2 separate regions of the Mus musculus genome follow, and region 1 is linked to region 2. The links are chromatin loops, found by intact Hi-C in ENCODE. Cell type or tissue: left cerebral cortex. All regions are shown on one strand. Links, peaks and the distances in the headings refer to the core of each region. The heading gives the core; the rest is flanking DNA. Region 1 holds the start of Ewsr1 (Ewing sarcoma breakpoint region 1). Region 2 holds the start of Ube2d-ps (ubiquitin-conjugating enzyme E2D, pseudogene).

What was found. Hi-C counts contacts between places; a loop is a spot of excess contacts. Peaks named below come from ENCODE experiments on the same cell type or tissue, not always from the same donor. Only the 100,000 strongest peaks of a DNase experiment are listed, where the experiment ranks them.
Region 1: it touches region 2 in a loop (4-fold over the local background); 1 of 42 quality-filtered maps calls a loop at or near these places.

The regions. Positions count from the first base shown.
Region 1 is chr11:5,098,072-5,103,441 of GRCm38, reverse strand. It overlaps Ewsr1 (Ewing sarcoma breakpoint region 1), which reads left to right and starts at 4,346. Exons shown (of 17, transcript NM_007968.4): 1 at 4,346-4,433. The coding sequence starts at 4,421. Rhbdd3 (rhomboid domain containing 3) reads right to left here and starts at 4,169. Exons shown (of 9, transcript NM_177370.4): 1 at 3,876-4,169; 2 at 3,544-3,694; 3 at 2,855-3,045; 4 at 1,537-1,573; 5 at 93-281. The coding sequence starts at 240. In left cerebral cortex, for the core only: CTCF peaks have their summits at 425 (motif pointing right) and 2,914; DNase peaks (open chromatin) are centred at 2,409, 3,368, 4,089 and 4,308; H3K4me3 peaks cover 2,267 bases; H3K27ac peaks cover 2,341 bases.
Region 2 is chr11:5,759,705-5,765,074 of GRCm38, reverse strand. Ube2d-ps (ubiquitin-conjugating enzyme E2D, pseudogene) reads right to left here and starts at 2,925. Exons shown (of 7, transcript NR_015577.1): 1 at 2,835-2,925. It also overlaps a transcript of Urgcp not described here. In left cerebral cortex, for the core only: no CTCF peak of the experiment used is centred there; DNase peaks (open chromatin) are centred at 2,667 and 2,931; H3K4me3 peaks cover 1,608 bases; H3K27ac peaks cover 1,320 bases.

The DNA of each region.
Region 1 (5,370 bases), core at 77-5,076, 660 kb after region 2:
TCCTTGTATAACCACCATAAGGTTCACACTAATGCCACTAACTGGTTTCAGGCCCTATAACTTCCTTCAAGGTCCATGGAGCCAGTCCTTACCCTGCCAGGGTTCCATTAGCAGCTCTGGAGCCAATCTGAGGCTGGGGCCAGCCCCCAATAACCACAGACAGCTCAGCAGCAGCATCAGGACTGAGGAAGCAAGGGGCAGGGCCCGGGACAGTGAGCCAGGGGCCTCCCAGGCATGCATATTTGGTTGATGGTAGTCAAAGGTGGTCCTGAGGCTGTAGGCTAGGGATAAACAAAAACAGTAGCAATTATTTTTGCTTTTATCTGACACCCTCTCTATTTTACCAGTGACCCCATTTTTTGTTTATTTTTGATTTCTTTTATGTATGTGAGTACACCGTAGCTGTCTTCAGACACACCAGAAGGGGGCATCAGATCCCATTACAGACGCTTTTGAGCATTCTGGTTGTTAACCTGTGCTTCCTACTGGTATCCATTTTTTTTTTTTAATTTAACTGTCCAGTTAATATTCCAGTATATTGGGGCTGCAGAGATGCTCAGCAGTTAAGAGCACTGACTGCTCTTCCAAAGGTCCTGAGTTCAAATCCCAGCAACCACATGGTGGCTCACAACCATCGGTAATGAGATCTGATGTCCTCTTCCGGCGGCGCATTAGTAGTGAGTGGATCAGGGAAAAGCGGGTAGAGGGGATACTAGGTAGAGGCCACCAGGAAGAGAGGGTGGGGTTTTCCAGTCAGGGCCATATAGACGCAGGAATCCACCCGGGCTTTCAGTCAGCAGGGTTTGGTTTTGTTTTTCTCCTGCTTTATCTCTCAGCCTCAGGAGAGGTATTAACAGTATTATCTCCATTTATATCCTCCAGCTGTCCTGAGCCAAAACTGCCATTGGAAGTGTCTTCCCTATATTGGTTCTCCTTTTTCTGAGAGATGGGAGTTGGGGGTGTGGCAAGGCCTCTGAACACTCCAATTCCCGCTGAAACTCCACACTTGGGAAAATATGTTTCCACCTGGGTCTTTCAGACACTCCCCAGATGGGAGGTCACCACCTCTGCCCCGTTCTCCTCCTGCCCTTGGTTTGGTCATTTCCTACCTTTCTATTTTGTGTTCTACTTGCTTTTTTTTTTTTTTTTTCATATTGAAAAGATGACATCGCCCCAGAGCCAAAAATAAATGGAAATTGGAAAGAAAAAAATAGTGGTTGCTGGGAATTGAACTCAGGACCTCTGGAAGAGCAGTCAGTGCTCTTAACCGCTGAGTCATCTCTCCAGCCCCCCAGTGACCCCATTTTACAGAGGGGGAATTGAACCTGCAGAGGCAGGTCCAATAGGTTGGCTGAAGTGGGCTCAAGTCCCAACCCCTGTTCTTATTAGCCACCTTCCTATCCTACCTGCCCACGTGTCTGGGATGGGACCAGCTCGGCCGTGCACAGCTGTGATGCTAGCTAGCACTCAGGAGTGGAGACATGGAGGACTGGAGTACAAGGTCATTAGAGATGCAGACAGTGGGAGCGTACTCACCTAGCCATGCACAGGCACCTGGATTTGCTTCCCAGTGCTGGACAAAGAATAAAAGAAAAAGTTAGGAGTTCTTGGCTACATGTTGAGTTAAAAAACTAGCCTGGGTGATATGAGACCCAGTTTCAAAAACAAAACCGAGTCTGGTGGGCCTTAAGTCTTAGTGGAAGATACAGGACCAGACAAGTTAAACTGGGGCCATTCACTGCCAAAAAGATGGGTAATTCCCCTGGGAACGGCTAAGTCAAGGCCAGCTCAGGCTTCCCACTTCCTGCCTCCTTTCCAGTGTTCCCAGCCTTAGGGAGTCCTGATGGCCTCAGGTGCCCCTTTGAACAGGGGGTGGGGGTGAGGGGCGAGGACAGCTAATGGTACAAGCAGTGTAAGGCTGAAAGTGGGCTACAAGAGTCCGCATTCCAAGCTTTACAAGGTGATTACAACCGTGGCACTATTTCCTCCCCAACCCTGACCCTAGCCTCATTTTGCCAAGGATACTCCAGTGTGTGCTGCAGCTTTCTGCTGTGCGTCCCTGGGCAAGCGTCCTAATCTGTGAACTGCGGATTCTGATACATTTCCCTTACAGATGGTAAGAAAAAGGATAGAGTGGAGGCCCACAACTTTCTCTTTTTTAAAGCTTTTTTTGGTGTTGCTTTAAACAAATCTCATCAGGTAACCCTATCCACAGCCTGGGATAGAAGATTGTCCTGACTAGGTGTTAAGTGCTGGGTCACAAATCTGCACCATTGCACCTGGTTCAGGCTCCAGCTCTTCCTCAAACCAACCCAAAGCACCACCTGGAGAGATGACTCATGGGAGGCACATAGCTTACAAGTAAAGGCGCAGCAGCTGCTACAAACTCTGACCCCATGGTCGTTCCCTGCCCACCGAGCATAGCTTCTCTCCTGTACTCTCCTCTCACACTGCCTTTCCTCCAGGCCCTCCCACCATTCCTGGGCAGTCCTCTGAGTCTCCTACTGAGCTGATTCAGGGCAGAAAGCGATTCGACTTAGCTTCCTTGTCAAGGCTTTCCCTTGCAGATGCCAAATATGAAAATCTCCTCTGCCTGGCCTTGCCTCCATCCCTCAATAGGCCATCTCCTACTCACTCTGAATTGTCAATGTTCCCTTCCCATATTGTGAATTTTATCCTAATGAGCAAAGTTTGGCTCCCCCCCCCCCCCACTCAAATGGCTTGTCTCCAGACTCAAGGCTGGTGTTCATTGGAAGACATATTAGCATAGTCCCAGGTCCTGCTGGGGTGAACTCCACCCTTTATTTTTGGTACTGGGTTGAAGTTCAGAAAAGCAGGCAGATTTCACCCTTACCTGGAGGCAGGGTCACCTAAAATGAAGCTTCCTCTTGCACCTTCTTACAACCATTCCATCCCTGGGCACTAGGGGACAGGTCCATGGACATAGGGAACTGGGCCTCGAGTCCTCTGGACCAGTCTCTTCTCTTTCTTGGCGATAGGAATGGAAACTAGGGCCTCATACATCATAGGCAAGCCGTAACACTCCTGCAACCATATCTTCAATTAATAAAACGTAACTTGTAAGAATCCAATAATGAATCCAGCTGCTCCTCCTAGAACACAATACACGCCTTTCTCCCCTTCAGATTCCGACCGGCCTCTAGTGAGACACTATGAGTGGCGAACTAACAGACTCGGACGCCTGGATCTCTCACCTGAAGGTGATTTTACATAAAATGGGGAACTGGGGGGCTACACATCGGGCTCCCAGCTCCCTTCCCTGCCTGCCCCGGGCCAGAAGCTCCGGCATTGAAGCCACGCCCATCCTCAGAAGGGTGCGACACGCCTACTTCTCCCACATGGACCCTGGTTTCTTCCGAGTCCTCGCCCGCCATGCTAATGTTTGTCTGTGTCTGTCCACTGTGTCAGTAACTCTCAGAAAAGCAAAACCAAAAACCCCACCAATCGCCAACAATCCGCCTCAGTGTCTTTCTGGAGCCCTTGTCAGAGACCTCAGAGCTATGCATATCACACCCTGCCTACCTTGCAGGGAAGCCAGGAGGACAGAGTGGGAAGGCAAGGACAGTGTGGCGAAGCTTCCGGGCGGTGTACAGAGAGGGGAGGCCCGGGGTCTGGGTCGCATTCAGCTTTGTAACTTTAAGGAAAGAACTCAATTTCGTGGGTTCTGGGTTTTCTGTTGAAACAAGGGGATGGGTTGAAGGACGATCACAGGGCTTCTCAACCCCGACCGTTACTGGGGTCGGGCGCGGCATTCCCGGCCTCCCTCCCAAGCCGACGGCCCTCGGTCCCCTCCCCCGCCCGCTCAGGCCACGCGTCCAGGGGCCTGGGGAGCATGTCCTCCCACCCCCACCCACCCTAGAAAACCGAGCAGGGGGGCCCGCCCGGTAAGTCCGGCCGCCGGTTCCAGGCCGAGCCCTCGGTGCCCGAAACCCGCTGCACGCACACAGAGGCGCGTGATCCCGCCCGCCGATTAGTCAGCAGTTGTTTCAGGCCGGCCGGGATCCCTTCCCCCAGCCCTCCCGCCAGCCTCCGTCTCCCTCCAGGGCAGACTCTTCAGAGACGGTCCCTAGAGCCAGCGGGCGTAACCATTCCGAGCCACCGCGCCTCGCGCCAAGGAGCTCTCGGGTTCGTGGGTAACCCTCGCTCACTGGCGCGCTGGCCCCCGAGGCGCCTTTTTTTTTTAGACCACTCGTCACGTCCGGCTCTTTGGGAGAGGATCGGGTCAACGGTTTCGGGAGCGAAGAGCCGAAGAGCTCCGGTTCGCTCCTCTTCGGCCACCCCCGAGGCCTGGCCCGATGGTAGCGTCCGAGGTTGCGGGTTTCGCGCCTGCGCAGTGCGGCGCCTAGGGGGAACGCGAGAAGGAGACGGACGTTGAGAGAACGAGGAGGAAGGCGAGAAAATGGCGTCCACGGGTAAGCGGAGTGGGATCGCGGTCCCGCCGGCGACAGCTGGGACACCCAGACTGGGAGGCGCTCGTCTCTGGGGGTGGCAGGGATGACTGAGTGAAGTCGCCGAAAGGGGTTGGAGTTCCCGCCGCGGCCCGACGAGCTCGGGGGTGGGGGTGGGGGATCCGCGTTCCCTTCCCCTCCCCCACTAGGCGGGCTGGTTCTGGAACCTTTTGGCGGCCGCGTTGCGCGCGAGGGCCTCGCGGTAGCTGAGGCGTGCAGAGCCCGTCCAGGCCTCCTTTGTGTGGTGGTTGTCGGGGCCGGGTGCTCCGGGTCTCTCGCCACGTGGGCCGGGCCTAGGGCCTCCGAGGGCCCGAAGGGGACCGCGGCTGGGCCTGGAGCCCATCACCCCGAAGGCGCGTGAAGCGAGGTGTCTGATGGCGGCTCGAGAAGCCGTGGCCGGTTTCCCGTGGAACGTCTCCTCCCATCGCTAGCCCCAGGGCAAGTGTTTACTGTGTAGGGACTCAGAAAAACAAACAAAAAGCCGTCGCGAATGTGTAAGCTGAGGGGCGCCGGCTTAAGAGGGGAGCCCCATTATCCCCCAGGCCTGGCCCGGCCCGACCAAGCTGCCCCCTCGGAGGACCTAGTTGGTTCCCCTAAATCTTCGTGCTCCCCACTCAAGAGGCTTCGATTTAATCATGAGTTAACTCCACCTCCTTCCCTACCCAAAAAGCAGTGGCTTCCCAGTGTCCTTTTCTCAGCAACCGGCGCGGGGGATCGGTTGTATAACAAGGTCCGTCTGGATCCGGAGAGGAGACTCTTTTCCAGAAAGAGATTTCTAGCAGCTTTGATCCAGGAGAGGCAGAAAAGCCTCGGCACGCCACGTTTCTGTAGGCCTGCTCGTTAAGCTAGCCGGCTGATTTATTTCTTGGCCCTATTGAGGCCAGGGGAAGAGACCCATAGC
Region 2 (5,370 bases), core at 64-5,063:
AAATGAGACCTTTTGGAGTGCCTGGTTATAATGTGATGGACAATCTTGATTGTCAACTAGACTAAATCTTGAGTCAATTAAAATGTAAGCAGCTGTGAGAGATTTTCTTGATTGGATCATTTGAAGTTGGAAGGCCCACCCTAAACCTGGGCCACACCTTCTGGTGGCAGCCCACAAAAAAGGACATAGAAAAAGGTCCATTGCTATTTGCCTGCTAACTCTCACTCTTTTTTTTTTTTTTTTTTTTACCCCAGGGTTTCTCTGTATAGCCCTGTCTGTCCTGGAACTCAGAAATCCGCCTGCCTCTGCCTCTGCCGCCTCCCCAGTGCTGGGATTAAAGGCGTGCGCTACCACGCCCGGCCTCACTCTCACACTTGCTGGCAAGTTCATCTAGGCTGCAATCCTTTGCTAGTATTAGAACCTGCTTCTTTGGAATTCTAAGAACACTGAAGACCAGGAGAGACATCCAGCCTGTGACTGAAACTACTACCAAATCCTTCAACTTTCCATAGAGAGACAGTCATTGTTGCACTAGCCACTCTAATAAATTTGATGCATAATCTCCCAACAGAAGTGATTCTGTTTCTTTAGAGAACCCTGACTAATACACTAAGAGGCATCTCACACTATGAGCCTAGCTAGGCCAACAGCTATCAAACTGCCTAGAAGCATATCCTGGTAACACCACTGTGGAGCCAAGCTTTAGAGCCAAACAGGAAAAAACCAGCTGAGGAGCCTAATGAACAATGCTCTTCTGAGCCTATCAAGGGATCCCACCACTTTGATTTGGACACTTTAAAATGACCAGCTCTGTCTTCTTGGTTGTCTGCCTAGGGCCTATGTGGATGCTGGGAATCAAATCTAAGTCCTTGGTAAGAGCAGTAAGTGCTTTTAACTGTTGAGACGTCTCTCCAAACTGACCTTTTAAAGTGCTTGAGTTTTTTAATGACTTTGGGACTTTACAAAGTTGAAATGAAAACCAAAGAGATGGTCCAGTGGCTAGAGTACTTGCTCCCAACCCCTACATGATAGCTCACAAACATCTGAAGGTCTAGTCCAAGAGGATCTGACACCCTCTTCTGGATTCCACAGAGTACCAAGCATGTATACGATGCAGTCATTCATGCAGAGGAAACACCAATACACAAAAGAACTTAAGAAAAACCAAGCACATTATTTAAAAGTTGCAATGTATTTTGTATTGTGATATTATTATGAGCTCTTGGGGATAAACAAAAAAAGAAAAGATTATGGTTTAATAACAATCTATTGGTATATTAAGTTGATAAGGGGTCAATCGACTTGGAGGGTCATTTGGGAAGAGGTAACCTCAACCCAGCAAATCCCTCCATCAGACTGTCCTGTAGACAAATGTCTGAGACATTTACTTGACTGATGTAGAAGAAAGAGCCCAGTCCACTGTGCACGGTGCCCTAACTGGCACATGGTCCTGGGGTATAGAATAAAGCAAACTGGCACACACCAGCAAGCAGCCCTGCTCCATGGCCTCTTCTTCAGTTTCTGCCTCCAGGTCTCTGCTTTGGCTTCCCTCTCCTCCCAAGCTGCTTCTGGTTATGGTGTTTATCACAGCGACAGAAATCTAATTGAGACACATAACCTGGATCCACTTGGTGGAAAGAATCATGCTAATGCTAAAAGTTAGGGTCATAGGGCTGGAGAGATGGCTCAGTGGTTAAGGGCATGAACTGCTCTTCCAGAGCTCCTGAGTATGATTCTTGGCACCTACACAGGGCACCTTACACCCACATATAAGTGAGCAAATCTTTTTTTTTTTTTTGGTTTTTCGAGACAGGGTTTCTCTGTATAGCCTTGGCTGTCCTCTGTAGATCAGGCTGTCCTCGAACTCCGTCTGCCTCTGCCTCCCAAGTGCTGGGATAAAAGGTATGCAACACCACGCCCGGCCCCAAATCCTTTAAAAAAGAGGTTATAAATACCATTTTGCAGTATAGAAAATCCCAACTAGGGTTGGTGAGATGGCTCAATGGGTAAGAGCACCCGACTGCTCTTCCGAAGGTCAGGAGTTCAAATCCCAGCAACCACATGGTGGCTCACAACCATCCGTAACGAGATCTGACTCCCTCTTCTGGAGTGTCTGAGGACAGCTACAGTGTACTTACATATAATAAATAAATAAATAAATAAATAAATAAATAAATCTTTAAAAAAATTCCAACTATTAATACTATGTGAAAACATGGATCATAAATTACAGTATAATGCAGGGTATGGTGGTGCACGCCCCTCGGCAACCAGAGGCAGGAGGATCTCTGTGAGTTTGAGGCTGGCCTTGTCTACATAGCGAGTTCTGGGTCTGCCAGGAGGCCGTGTCTCAAAAAACCAAACCAAACCAAACCAAAACGGAACAAAAAACAACTTAGAAATATAAAATAATTTTCTTTAGGAAAAGGACGAAAAGTGGATAGGCTAAAACGTTAACAAATGGTAAAGGGTGGATTGGTGGCTTCTTTTTCTGAGATGCAATTACCAGGCTCTAGGTTAATGGGCTAATACAAACCTACGGGATGAAATTCTCCCGCAGCTCAGCCTCTCGTGCTAGGCACCCTGGGAGACACCCCTCTGCTTCCCTAAACTCCGCCCAAAGCTGCGCGCGCACGTGACCCGGTCGCATGACTCCGCCCCCGCGAGTCGCCCGCCAGAGGCACTCAGCCACCTCCTAAGTCTGCGCCGACCGCGGCGGAACTCGCGCGGGGCAAGTGTCAGTGCGCCCTGCCGCACCTCAGCCGCGGGGTTCTATTCGCTGCGACAGCCCGCAGAGTGGACGGGCGGGAGGACCCCGTTTCCGCCACTCTTACCTTCTGGATCCGTTTTAGAGCCATGTTCCCGCTGCTCGTGCCCCACCGGCCCTGCGGGGCAGACTAAGACGGCCGCCTGGGCCGCAACGCTGCACGCCGGGAACGGCGCTCTACGCGTGCGCGCCGCGGTGCGCTGTGGGTAGCTAGTGCGCGCAGCAGTCCTGGGTCTGACCACGGAGTCGCGCACGGTCAGTTACTCGGCCACGGTCACGGCCCTGTGGCTCTGGTTTCTGCTAGGCGAGGGGCCTGGGCACCAGGACATGCCTGAAACCGCAGGTGCCACACGCTATGCTCTCTGCCCCTCCCTGGGCTCCTCCCCAGGCTGTCACTTAACTCCTGAGCTTAGTGGTTGTCAGCGCTGTAAGTATACATTCACTTTTATATGCTTTCTGGGCAGAAGTGTTACAGATATTTCTGAATACGCGTAGGTGCTGAGCACAGATGCATCTACATGTCTGGAGAGCTGCATTTTCAGTAGTACTTAGTTGGCTTCAATGCACTGCCGCTATTGAGACTCAGCCTGAAAGTGCACATCCCAAGCTAAACTCTGCTTCCCTTTCCCCAAGACATCGAACTGTTTAAGACCAAGTGTAAAGAACTTAGTGGTATGTCACAAAATCTGTGTAATAGATTGTAGCCAACATCTTGGAAATGAAATAGAATATGGCAAAATACATAATATCAGCGTGCCTCATACAGTAAAGAATCTGGACTCTCTATATAAATAATCATATATATTGTTTCCAGACAGATAAACCTAATAGGGTATGCTAGTGCAGTTGCTCTGGACCAAAGGTGTTCCAACACCAGACTGGGCTACATAGTGAGTTTGAGGCCAGCCTGGATTGCAGAGTAAGACCATGTCTTAAAAAAAAAAAAAAAGCCGGGCGTGGTGGCGCACACCTTTAATCCCAGCACTCAGGAGTCAGAGACAGGCGGATTCCTGAGTTCAAGGCCAGCCTGGTCTACAAAGTGAGTTCCAGGACAGCCAGAGCTATGCAGAGAAACCCTGTCTGGAAAAACCAAAAAAAGAAAGAAAGAAAGAAAGAAAGAAAGAAAGAAAGAAAGAGAGAAAGATCCCCAAAGGAAAATCTAAAACTAGAGGAGCTGAGGAGATAGTAGATAGGAGTGCTTGTGGTGCAAGCATGGGGCCCTGAGATCATTAGTACCCACAGAAAAGGTGAGGTTGGCTACTCATGTCTCTAACCCCAGCACTGGGTAGCCGGCATGACAGGATCCCTGGAGCTACCTTAGCATAGATAGTGAGATTCCAGTTCAGTGAGAGACCTTGCACCAAAAGCAGTAAGGCACAAAGAGTAGCATTTACTCTGTCATATATCTGGCATTCTACTCTGGCCTCTGTCATGTTCCTGCACATACGCATACAAACCCTGCCCAAAACAAAAACAATGAATCGAACACTTAAATGGTTTCCCAGCCAGATTCCTATATGCCATTCACCTATTCTCCTAGTTTATCCTAAACACATGTCATGAACTGTCCTCTAAACTATAAGCCTTACCAAGCTCCACCCTCTTCCAAAACTCCACAAGGAAGATCTGTGGCCTGTGGGAATACATTCAGGGCTCTCTGTGATCCCTTAGGGTCTGCTGTCTTTAAGTTTTACTTCCTTACCTTTAGTTATGCTATTGTGGTGGTGGCTCATGCCTTTAATCCCATCACTCTAGAGGCAGAAGCAGGCAGATCTTTCAAAACAGGGTCTCTGTAGAGCCCTGGCTATCCCGGAGCTCACTCTGTAGACCAGGCTGGCCTTCATTCAGCTCACAGAGATCTACCCATCCTGCACCTTCTATCATTTAAAAAAAAAAACCATTTATTTAATGTATATGAGTACACTGTGGCTGTCTTCAGAAACACCTGAAAAGGGCATCAGATCCCATTACAGATGGTTGTGAGCCACCATGGGGTTGCTGGAAACTGAACTCAGGACCTCTGGAAGAGCAGCCAGTGATCTTAACCACTAAGCCATCCCTCCAGCCCCATCTTCTATATCTTTACACCTTGACTCTTTCTTTTTTTTAGATTCTTTTCATTTTATTACACATATATTACATACATATATATATGTGTGTATATACATATATATGTATGAATATTTGCCTGTGTGTTTATATTTGTGTGTATGTGTCCACAGTGGTTTGAAGAGGTCAGAAGAGGGGTTGGATTTCCTGGAACTGGAATTAAAGATGGTTGTGAACCACCATGTAGTCCTGGGTCTTTTGCAAGAACAAGTGCTCTAGACCACTGGGCTATCTTTCCAGCCCTGTGGCCTACTTTTATCTGGAAAGCTTCCTTTGTTTTTCTTGAGTAATCTTCCAAAGCTAGTTGAAACTTCACTCAGATGGCTTAAGTACAAGACTTTGCTTCTGGAGTCATGTTTTCACAGCCCACCTGGGTGCATGTTTCCAGTTGGGTGCAGTGGCTCTCATTTGTACTCTAGCTACTTTGGAAACTGAGAAAGGAATATCGTGAGTTAGGGCCAACCTGGGCAACATCTAGAGTCTCCCATTAAAAA